2 separate regions of the Homo sapiens genome follow, and region 2 is linked to region 1. Evidence: read pairs that join two places in POLR2A ChIA-PET (ENCODE). Cell type or tissue: OCI-LY7. All regions are shown on one strand. Each heading gives the region's core, and the rest is flanking DNA. Links, peaks and the distances in the headings are about the cores only.

The links. ChIA-PET counts read pairs that join two places held together with the same protein. Peaks named below come from ENCODE experiments on the same cell type or tissue, not always from the same donor. Only the 100,000 strongest peaks of a DNase experiment are listed, where the experiment ranks them.
Region 2: POLR2A ChIA-PET joins it to region 1 with 7 read pairs; 6 of 35 experiments call an interaction of 5 or more read pairs at or near these places.

Annotation. Positions count from the first base shown.
Region 1 is chr11:775,096-779,675 of GRCh38, reverse strand. It overlaps GATD1 (glutamine amidotransferase class 1 domain containing 1), which reads left to right and starts at 2,189. Exons shown (of 8, transcript NM_182612.4): 1 at 2,189-2,277; 2 at 4,534-4,580. The coding sequence starts at 2,214. LOC124900301 reads right to left here and starts at 2,098. Exons shown (of 2, transcript XM_047427954.1): 1 at 1,981-2,098; 2 at 1-1,559. GATD1-DT (GATD1 divergent transcript) reads right to left here and starts at 2,098. Exons shown (of 2, transcript NR_126343.1): 1 at 1,981-2,098. RefSeq lists silencers at 1,689-1,788, 1,839-2,548, 2,559-2,768. In OCI-LY7, for the core only: a CTCF peak has its summit at 2,863; DNase peaks (open chromatin) are centred at 1,555, 2,145, 2,575 and 2,905; H3K4me3 peaks cover 3,441 bases; H3K27ac peaks cover 1,993 bases.
Region 2 is chr11:582,584-589,062 of GRCh38, reverse strand. It overlaps PHRF1 (PHD and ring finger domains 1), which reads right to left. Exons shown (of 18, transcript NM_001286581.2): 4 at 1,599-1,804. Among named protein-coding and RNA genes, the nearest start is that of PHRF1, 9.4 kb to the right of the region's middle. RefSeq lists enhancers at 4,299-4,798, 4,799-5,300. In OCI-LY7, for the core only: no CTCF peak of the experiment used is centred there; no DNase peak of the experiment used is centred there.

The DNA.
Region 1 (4,580 bases), core at 581-4,580:
GGTGGGGCCCTGGCTGGCCACCCTGACTCCGAATGCCATGAGGGACATGCACTTTCCCAGGATTGGCTGTGCCGGGAACCAGCGATGCCCACACACAGACATGACACCTTGGACTACGGTGGGGACCCAAGGGTACACTAGGGGGCACACCACCTGTGGACACAGGTGCACACACACGCATTAGACTTGCCGCCAGCGTGAGGGCCAAGCCTGGCTTCCAGCTTCCTCCTCCATACTGCTGTTCTAACTTGGGGGAGGGGAAGAGGAATGGGGAGGGGGCTGCTGCAGACTCAGCCCTGCACCTGTGGCTGGTCCAGCTCAGCTCCATCAGGGACACCTTGGGGCCAGTGCAGGTGGGGCTGGGCAAGCAGGTAGACCTGCTCCAACCTGCCCCTCCTGCTCCCGGGTTTGAGGCCCACAGTGTGTGTCTGTGGGGGACAAGATCCTGTGCAGATCCAGAAAGCTCTCCAAGCGGCTAGGCCCAGCCTGTGGTGTGACCGCAGGCCTGCGAGGCTTCAGACACCTCCATCCACTAACACCCCCACCCACCTAACACTGGACACTCACTCAGCTCCGTCCTCTGCTCCCTAACCCAACTCTCGGCCTTGCCTGTACCAGGAGCTCCCAGCTCCCACTTCCCCTGTGGTGGGAGGGCTCTGTGTCAGGTGAGGCAGGGTGCACTGCTTGTCTGACGGGGGTCAGGGACCCTTCTCCAGGCTGGGCCAGGGGGAGCCAGAGGCCAGTGGCTTTTTTTTTTTTTTGAGAAGGAGTCTCAATCTGTCGCCCAGGCTGGAGTGCAGTGGCGCAATCTTGGTTCATTGCAACCTCTGCCCCCGCTGGGTTCACGTGATTCTCCCGCCTCAGCCTCCCAAGTAGCTTGGATGACAGGTGCTGCCACTGCTAATTTTTGTATTTTTCTTAGTAGAGACGGGGTTTCACCATCTTGGCCAGGCTGGTCTTGAACTCCTGACCTCGTGATCCACCCGCCTGGGCCTCCCAAAGTGTTGGGATAACAAGCGTGAGCCACCGCGCCCGGCGGAGGCCAGTGGTTTTCAGGGGGTGTGACCCACAGAATTCCTCACCTTGGCTGTTCCCAACCATGACGGTTCCCCTGGTTGGAGCAGAGGCTTGGTGGGACCTTCATACTGGCAGCAGGGGGCCAGGGACCTGGGCGGCCCGCTCGCCTGCTGGCTCTGTCTCAAGCGCCCTTTTGGCCTCAAAGGGTGCCTGCCTGTCTGCCAACCACTCCACGTGGTCTCACCCCCTCCAACTACAGTCTAAGGAAAAACTGCTTCAGGCCAGGCGCGGTGGCTCACGCCTGTAGTCCTCGCACTTTGGGAGGCCAAGGCAGGCAGATCGCTTTAGATCAGGAGTTCGAGACCAGCTTGGACAACACAGTGAGACCCCCTCTCTACCCAAAACACAAAAAAATTAGCTGGGCGTGGTGGAGTGTGCACCTGGGGTCCCGGTTGCTCAACAGGCTGAGGTGGGAGGATCGCTTGAACACGGTAGGCAGACGCTGTAGTGAGCCGAGATCACGCCACTGCACTCCAGAGGCCCTGTCTCAAAAAAAAAAAAAAAAAAAGAAAAACTGCTTCAATTCTCCTCACCAAAGCCAGCACGCCCGAGGTGTCCCCATCTCAGGAAGTGACACTCCGTCCTCCCAGGAGCTCAGCCCGACGCCCCACAACCCTGCAGGCCTCCCCGCGACGCCCCCGTCCTGGGCCGGCGGAGCCCACCCCGCCTCCTGGACCCCGCCGTCCCCCTCCTAGTCTCCGGGGACACCCGGAGCTTCTGACCCCGCAGCCCCCCGGTCTCCCCTGCTCCTCGGGTGTGGCCACCGGAACACCACGGGCACCTTCGCGCCCCGACACCGCCGCCTGGCTCTGCTGATGCCCGCGCCCCCACCCCAGGCCAAGAGCCCTACCCCGCGCGCGCTCAGACTGCGCATGCGGCCGGGGAGGACCCTCGCGACCCTACCTATTGGCCCCTGCCAGGCTCGGATGCCGAACCCGCCGGGGCCAAAGCAGGCGCGACCTGCGACCGCCCGGGCGCGCGGAGCGGCGGGCAGCCCAGCCGACCCGGACCGGGTACGAACGCGCAGGCGCCCAGTCCCACCCGGCTCCGCCCCCGGCCGCCAGGGCACGTGACCCGCGAACTCCCGGGCGCGCCCAGACGCCGCGCACGCGCAGACCCAGCGCCGAGCCCGAGCCATGGCGTCCGAGCGGCTCCCTAACAGGCCCGCCTGTCTGCTCGTGGCCAGCGGCGCCGCCGAAGGTGAGGCCCGGCGGCCGGGGCCAGTGTCCGAAGAGCGTCCGCGAGGGGGCTGCCCGGGGCGGGAGGTTCGGGACACGGTGGGCGCGCGTCACGTGGCGCCGGAGGCCGAGGCCGCTGGGGGCGCCGGGCAGGGGCCGGGGGAGGGCGGAGCGGGGTCGGTGTCGGGATGGAGCTCGGGGCGGGGACGGGGGCGGGGGTGGGGTCGCGGGTTGGTGGGATGGAGCTCGGGGCGGGGTCGGGGGGTCGTGATGGATCCCGGCGCCGCGTCGCTCCTCCGAGTCTCGTCTGCCCGGCGAGGCGGCCCGGGCCCGACGTTTCTAGCGGAGGGAGCCGCGTGCCTGGGCCTGGTCTCTGAGGCCGCTGCGCTGCGAGAGGGGAGCCCGGGTGTGGGGAGGGGCCATTCCGGGAGTTGACCCAGCTCTGAGGTCGGGCGGCCGCGGGGACCCTGACCTTCTGAGCCACCGGCTTCTGAGGAGACCCGGAGCCCCCTCCTGGAGAAGGCGCCCCGCGGCCCCCGTCCTGGGGCAAGGGTACCAGGGCAGTACTGGCCTGGGGCTCACGCGGGTCGGAGCGCAGCGGGGTGCGTCCCCTGGCGCTGAGCCTGCAGGGTCTCAGGGCAGCAGGGGAGGGATGAGCAGCGGAGCACGAGGGTGCCTGGCCTTGTTCTGAGCCTTTTGGAGAGGGAAGTGAGCAGCCCAAGGTCACCGCACCACGGAGAGGTGGGGGCCGGGGTTGCGACCCAGGGGTCTGCCTCTTGAAGTCTGTAGCTCCTCAAGTGTGGACGGGGAGATGGGGCTGTGGGGTTGTGGCGTCACGATGTGCTGAGCTCCAGGGGTCCTGAGTGATGCCCCCAGACTGCGGGTGGGAGGAGCCTCGAGTGGGGTTCAGTCCTGGGGGGGTGGGTTGGGGCTTGTTTCCAGAGCAGGTAGGCGTGAGGAGGTCCGGCATGTTGAGGACGTGGGGTCTTAGCGCCAGCAGGCTGGGGGCAGCACTTCAGGAGGCCGGAAGGGCGGGCAGCTGGGGGAACAGAGCCTGCGGCAGTCTACTGGGCACTTTGTTTTTCCTCGATAAGTGGACATTTTACAGTGAATATGTATTAACTTATATAAGAATGAAGAGTCTGGGCGCAGTGGCTCACGCCTGTAATCCCAGCACTTTGGGAGGCTGAGGCGGGCGGATCACGAGGTCAAGAGATCGAGACCATTCTGGCTAAAACAGTGAAACTCCGTCTCTACTAAAAGTACAAAAATTAGCTGGGCGTGGTGGCACCCTCCTGTAGTCCCAGCTACTCGGGAGGCTGAGGCAGGAGAATTGCTTGAGCCTGGAAGGTGGAGGTTGCAGTGAGCCGAGATCGCACCACTGCACTCCAGCCTGGCGACAGACCGAGACTCCGTCTCAAAAAAAAAAAAAAAAAAAAAAAAAGAATGAAGATAAAAATGAAGCTGAGGGATTGGGCCCCAGAGTTAAAATAAATGTAGAGAGATACAGCTCACGCTACTTTGGAATAAACTTGTAAGTGCTCTCCGGCAGGCAGGGTGGGCGGGGCTGTGTCCTTCCCCTGGTAGGACAGAGGCCCCCAGAGCCTTCTGGATTGGGTGTGGTGTGTTGAGTTTCTTTTTTAAAAGTTTTTTGAGGGGCCGAAGGATGCTAGGAAGAGCTGGCGGGGGAGGGGTATAATCCCAGAACCCTTGTGAGGAAAGGGTCCCTCTGAGCGGCTTCCCTGGAAGGGGTGAGGGGGGGCCAGGACACTTCTGCGTTCTCCATGGTGCCTGAGGGCCTGAGTCCCTGGTGGTTCAGTGAGAGGATGAGCTGAACTCTGTGACCCTCACACCCGGGTTTGCCTTTCAGAAAGGTCTCTCGTGGCTCTGTTAGCACTAGGATGAGGCTGGGGTGTGGGAGTGGCATGGACAGTTGAGGTGGGCTGCATCCTCTCCCAGCTTCTGGCTGAGGCTGGAGGTGACAGTGCCAGGCTGGGGAAAGAGCCCGCCATGGGGGATGCAGGCCCGGGGATGGCCTACCGTTCTGGCAGACCTGGCTGTGCCCCTCTGACTCATGCCTTCCCAGCTTCCTTCTCCTGGACGTGAATGGGTGGCTGGCCCTGCCCCAGGGCTTCAAGTAGTCGTTCTTGGGTGTAGGGGAGAGGGCTGCTCCTCAGCGTGTTCTGGGGTCAGTCGAGGCCATGGGGGTGTCTGGGTAGCCCCCTGAGGCGGGGCACGCTAGTCCTGTCGAGCCCACACTCACTGGGACCTTCTGCAGGTGTGTCGGCCCAGTCCTTCCTCCACTGTTTCACGATGGCCAGCACC
Region 2 (6,479 bases), core at 2,480-6,479, 190 kb after region 1:
CCAGGTTCAAGTGATTCTCCTGCCTCAGCCTCCCGAGTAGCTGGGACTACAGGTACGTGGTACCACGCCCGGATAATTTTTGTATTTTTAGTAAACACAGGGTTTCACCATGTTGGCCAGGATGGTCTTGATCTCTTGACCTCATGATCCACCCACCTTGGCCTCCCGAAGTGCTGAGATTACAGGCGTGAGCCACTGCACCCGGTTCCATTTGTAAGATTTCTATACTGACAAACTTGTTTGCAAATGCCCTCTTCTGCCCAATATTTATCTAATAAATGCCAGACAGAAAATACATAGCAAACACTGTATCTTGTTCCTCAATTTAAATGAAAGCTTCACTTGCCAAAAGAAAAATCTACAAAAAAAAATAAAAATAAAAATGGCCGGGCGTGGTGGCTCACGCCTGTAATCCCAGCAGTTTGGGAGGCCGAGACGGGTGGATCACCTGAGGTTGGGAGTTCAAGACCAGCCTGACCAACATGGTGAAACCCTGTCTCTACTAAAAATACAAAATTGCCCTGGCGTGGTGGTGGGCACCTACAGTTCCAGCTACGCGGGAGGCTGAGGCAGGAGAATCGCTTGAACCCGGAAGGTGGAGGTTGTGGTGAGCCAAGATCGCGCCATTGCACTCCAGCCTGGGCAACAAGAACAAAACTCCGTCTCAAAAAAACAAAAAAAAAAAGAAAAGTCTAAGTCTGAATCTACTGTGTGCTGTGGACCCACCACAACAGAACAGGAACAGGAAGTACCAGAGCCAGACTTTGGGTGACATCACAGCCTGCCACCACCAGCAGCATGAGGAATGTCTGGGTCCTGCTTCAAACTAAGCATACAGGCAGTTTTCAGCTACTCAGTGAAACAGAACAGGAGGACCCAGTCACTAGGAACCCTGGGTGAGGTCACGGTCCTGAAGAGAGCCGGGGACAGCACGGGCTGCTGGTGCAATCGCAGGGAGGGGAGGGAGTCAAGAGGTAGTGGTGTCGGAGCTGAGCCCTGAGTACAGAGGTCGGGGACTCATGAGTCATCCTCAGACTGCAAGCTCTCCTTTTCTGACATTTTTCACAATATTCAGAAAGGGAGGGGGGAGCTGACTGCTTCTAAAAGTTCATTTTGAAATATAAAATACACTGCACGTTTACGGTAAACTCTATTCACCTGTTTTAAGGACAGTCTCTTTTGATGCCAGTTATTGTGAATGAATGCCAAATCGTACCGGTGTTTTCTGTATCAACTGAGAGAACCACATGTCAAGGCAGCAAAGTGACCACGCACCACAGCACACCTGCCTCTGGCTTGCAGGCCAAGATGGCCCCTATGTCAACCAGGGTTTCTGCAGCTGGTCCTGGGAGACCCACGGCCATCCTCTCTCCTGCCCCTGACCAATACACCACAAACGCCTCACATGAGCTCACCCACACCCCCAAGAGCCATGGTGCTCACAAAGCAAAGACCAAGCCAGACTCAATCCTGTGGCCCCAGGGTCAGCCGCAGAGCAGACAACTAGAACCTCACAAGAGGCTGAACACAGGCTGGGTCACCTATAAACAGGGAGGCCATCCTGAAGGGAGGAAGCACCCAACCAGAGGTGAACTCACCTTGGACCATTCGACAATGCAGTCCAGGCAGAAGTAATGGGCACAGTTCTCCGGCGTCCCCACGGCCTGGTCTCTGAATGCGTTGAGACAGATTGGGCAGCTCTCTGCATCATCATCAGAATTGAAAGAGCCAGCGGCTTCCAGTTTCCCCTGAGTACCCGCTACCTCCAGCAATGTCTCCCCGTCGTCTTCAGAATCCTCGGAACCTGGAGAGGAAACATGCCAGCTGGTGCAAGCAGGATGGGCAGCGTGAACCGCGGCACTGGAGGCAAGCGGGCCCAGGCTGCGCTCAGGACACCAGGTCGGCAATGCACAGCCCACCTCCCCGCAGGCTCCTGCCACTTACCTCCACGTCCACGCTCAGCACATCCACAACCCTGGGAGCCCTGCCCTGCACCTAACCTGAAGCCTCGGGTGCCCTGCACCGAGGGGCGGGAAGCTGAGCGTCCTGAGTGCCAGACCAGCTCCTCTAAGCTGAGCCTGGGGCTGAGGCAGACCTCGAGAGGCAGGGCAGCCCTGGGGCCTAGCACAGGTCCCAGAGACCATCAGGTTCATTTCAGAGCCTCCAAGCGAGCCCCTCAGTGCAGCAGCCCCCTGACAGCAGCCCCCATTTCCAACGCCCCCTTCTCAAAGCATGAGGACCACAAACCCTCTGCCCGCGGAAGGGACTTCCTTCTGAGGTTGCCTGTTCCTCCTCCCTGTGGGAGGCAGAGCACAGACTCCTAACTGGGCCACTAACCACAACCGTTCTGGCCAATTCGGAGTGGTTCTGAGGCTACACCTTGACCAGCAGGGAGCAGGGAGATGCTCCGAGTTCAACACGGCAGAGCCCATACGTGCACTGCTATCTTCTTTGTACCAAACTCCAATGAAACAACGCTAAAGTAAACAGAACACAAGTTCACATGGGAAGAGGAGCAGACTCGGTGTGGGTGGCAGGTTCCTCCTAGGCCCGAAACCCTCCAAACCCTCCCGGTTCCACGCATGTGGGCAGGACCCTGCCAGCACTGGGGCATCACTGCCAGGACCCTCTGTTATCTGGCAAAGGGAAAGACACACCCAGAACAGAAATATTTACACTGTTAAAGAGGCTGGGAGAAGTGAGAGCTGCGAGGGAGGCAGCAGAAGAGTTTTAAGTTCCCATCTTTCATGTTAAGAGTTGAAGAGCTACTGGCCGGGCGTGGTGGCTCACGCCTGTAATCCCGGCATCTTTGGGAGGCTGAGGTGGGCAGATCACGAGGTCAGGAGATAGAGACCATCCTGGCTAACAGTGAAACCCCGTCTCTACTAAAAGTACAAAAAATTGCCAGGCGTGGTGGCTCAAGCCTGTAATCCTAGTACTTTGGGAGGCTGAGGCAGGTGGATCACCTGAGGTCAGGGGTTTGAGACCAGCCTGGCCAACATGGTGAAACCCCGTCTCTACAAAAAATACAAAAATAGCCGGGTGTGGTGGCGTGTGCCTGTAATCCCAGCTACTTGGGAGGCTGAGACAGGAGAATCGCTTGAACCTGGGAAGCAGAGGTTGCAGTGAGCCTAGACTGCACGATTGCACTCCAGCCTGGGCAACAGAGCAAGACTCCGTCTCAAAAATAAATAAATAAATAAATATACAAAAAATTAGCTGGACGCGGTGGCAGGTGCCTATAGTCCCAGCTACTTGGGAGGCTGAGGCAGGAGAATGGCGTGAACCTGGGACGCAGAGCTTGCAGTGAACTGAGATCGTGCTGCTGCACTCCAGCCTGGGCAACAGAGCGAGACTCGACCTCAAAAAAAAAAAAAAAAAAGAGTTGAAGAGCTACTACCTCAAGCTGGAAAGGGCTACTACCTCAAGCTGGAAAGGGCTACTACCTCAAGCTGGAAAGGGCTACTACCTCAAGCTGGAAAGGGCTACTACCTCAAGCTGGAAAGGGCTACTACCTCAAGCTGGAAAGGGCTACTACCTCAAGCTGGAAAGAGCTACTACCTCAAGCTGGAAAGGGCTACTACCTCAAGCTGGAAAGGGCTACTACCTCAAGCTGGAAAGGGCTACTACCTCAAGCTGGAAAGGGCTACTACCTCAAGCTGGAAAGGGCTACTACCTCAAGCTGGAAAGGGCTACTACCTCAAGCTGGAAAGGGCTACTACCTCAAGCTGGAAAGGGCTACTACCTCAAGCTGGAAAGGGCTACTACCTCAAGCTGGAAAGGGCTACTACCTCAAGCTGGAAAGGGCTACTACCTCAAGCTGGAAAGGGCTACTACCTCAAGCTGGAAAGGGCAGTGTAACAAGTGATTTCCAGCAGGAAACACCAGGGTGGGAAAAGCAATGAGAACGAAAGCTCCCAAGCCCCAGCAACGTGGGTGTTGCTCGTGGAATAACTCCCTCCTCAACATGTTTCCCACCAGTTAGGGACCCACTGGCTACTTCTTCATGTTTAAAAAACAGTCCTGGCCAGGCGCGGTGGCTCATGCCTGTCATCCCAGCACTTTGGGAGGCCAAGGCGGGTGGATCACCTGAGGTCAGGAGTTCAAGACCAGCCTGGCCAACATGGTGAAACCCCATCTCGAATAACAATACAAAAATTACCCAGGCATGGTGGTGCGCGCCTGTAATCCGAGCTACTCGAGAGGCTGAGGCAGGAGAATCGCTTGAACCCGGGAGGCAGAGGCTGCAGTGAGCCGAGATTGCGCCACTACACTCCAGCCTGGGCAACAAGAGTGAAACTCGGTCTCAAAAAAAAAAAAAAAAAAAAAAAAAGGTCCTGGAGAAATAAAAAGAAGTGTTCACAGTGGCTATACCAACACCTCTCCAGTGCCTTCCCATCCCCTTCCTTCGGGGCGCTCAGCCCTCAGGGGCTCCAGGTCTCCATAAACCTGTCTCTTCACAGCTCCCCCGTCCTGGCCTGCCGCCTCTGCCCAGCCACCTCCTCCTGCCCCTCAGGTGGCAGCTTGGATTCTCCAGAAGCCTCTCCCCACCCCAGGTCCATGGAGCCTGCCCCTCCCCTGGACGCCCACAGCTCTCAGTGTCTATGACCCTGTCCCCCAGCTGCTGCTTGGCGCACTGTTTGCTGCTAGAAGGTGAGCGCAGACACGGTGGGGGCCCTGCTGAGGCTCCCGCCACCTTCACTCCAGCCCCCAACCCAGAGTCTCTGGCATCCAATGTGCCCTCAGGATCTCAAGGACAGAGTCACCTGGCGGCCCTGACGGCCCACACTTTCAGCCCTGGCAACGCCAGAACTGGTGCGGAGACCTACTACAGATGAACCAGAGCCCTAACCTGATGCTGGGAGGGAGCAGGGAAGCCCCTCAGGACCTGCAGACCCAAGCAGACCCGCAGAGCACGTGCAGAGCTAAACATCGAACTCTGGAAGGACACGGCCAACACACATTGGCTCAGGCCATGAGTGCCATTCCCTTACCAACAGTCTCAAACAGGAGTGTTACCTTTCTGGAACATTCTAACCCTGATAACCACAGGGCTATGCAGAAAGACTGCTACACACAGATCACAGTAGCCACTTGAGGACCATGGATTTTCCAGCCCAAGGGTGATGTCAGAAGGAAAGTAGTGGAAAGGCAAAGTTCTGAGCCTGAGCTCGGCCTCCCTCTGAGGAAGCAACCACAGCAGGGCCGGGGCAGGGCCACCTCCTTGGTGGCCTCACAGGCTGTGCACCACCGAGGGTGATGGCAACAGGGGACAAGGAAGGAGGTACCACCAGCGCACCCCACGGACTTGTCTCCCCTTTGTTTTGTTTGAGATAACGTCTCGCTCCAACACCCAGGCTGGAATGCAGCCTCAACTTCCTGGGCTCAAGGGTCCTCCCACCTCAGCCTCCTGCGTAGCTGAGACCATGGGCCTGGGCCACCACACCCAGCGCAGACCTGCCCTTTGGAACATTGTTCTCTCAAAAGAAGTTCAAGGGCACAACCATCAGCCAATTGTAAGTGAGCTGAGAATTTTTTATCTTTTTGAGACAGAGTCTCGCTCTGTGGCCCAGGCTGGAGTGTGGTGGCGTGATCTCAGCTCGCTGTAGCCTCGACCTCTTGGGCTCAAGCGATCCTCCAACCTCAGCCTCCTGAGTAGTGGGGATTACAGGCACGCACCACCACGCCCGGCTAATTTTGGTGGGGTTTTTTTGTTTGTTTTTTTTGAGACAGAGTCTCGCTCTGTTGCCCAGGCTGGAGTGCAGTGGCGATCTTGGCTCACTGCAACCTCCGACTCCCGGGTTCCAGCAATTCTCCTGCCTCAGCCTCCCAAGTAGCTGGGATTACAGGCGCGTGCCAACACGACTGGCTAATTTTTCTATTTTTAGTAGAGACGGGGTTTCACCATGTTAGCCACAATGGTCTCGATCTCCTGACCTCCTGATCCGCCCGCCTCGGCCTCCCAAAGTGCTGGGATTACAGGCGTGAGCCACCGCGCCCAGACAGCCAGAATTTCTTTTTCTTCCTTTGAGATGGAGTCTCGCTCTGTCGCTCAGGCTGGAGTACAATGGCACAATCTCGGCTCACTGCAACCTCCACCTCCTAGGTTCACACCATTCTCCTGCCTCAGCCTTCCGAGTAGCTGGGATTACAGGCGTCTACCACCACACCCGGCTAATTTTTTGTATTTGTAGTAGAGAGGGGGTTTCACTATGCTGGCCAGGCTCGTCTTGAAAAAAGGCCGGGCGCGGTGGCTCACGCCTGTAATCCCAGCACTTTGGGAGGCTGAGGTGGGCGGATCACGAGGTCAGGAGATCGAGACCATCCTGGCTAACGCGGTGAAACCCCATCTCTACTAAAAATACAAAAAATTAGCCAGGCTTGGTGGCGGGCGCCTGTAGTCCCAGCTACTCGGGAGGCTGAGGCAGGAGAATGGTGTGAACCCAGGAGGCAGAGCTTGCAGTGAGCCGAGATCGCGC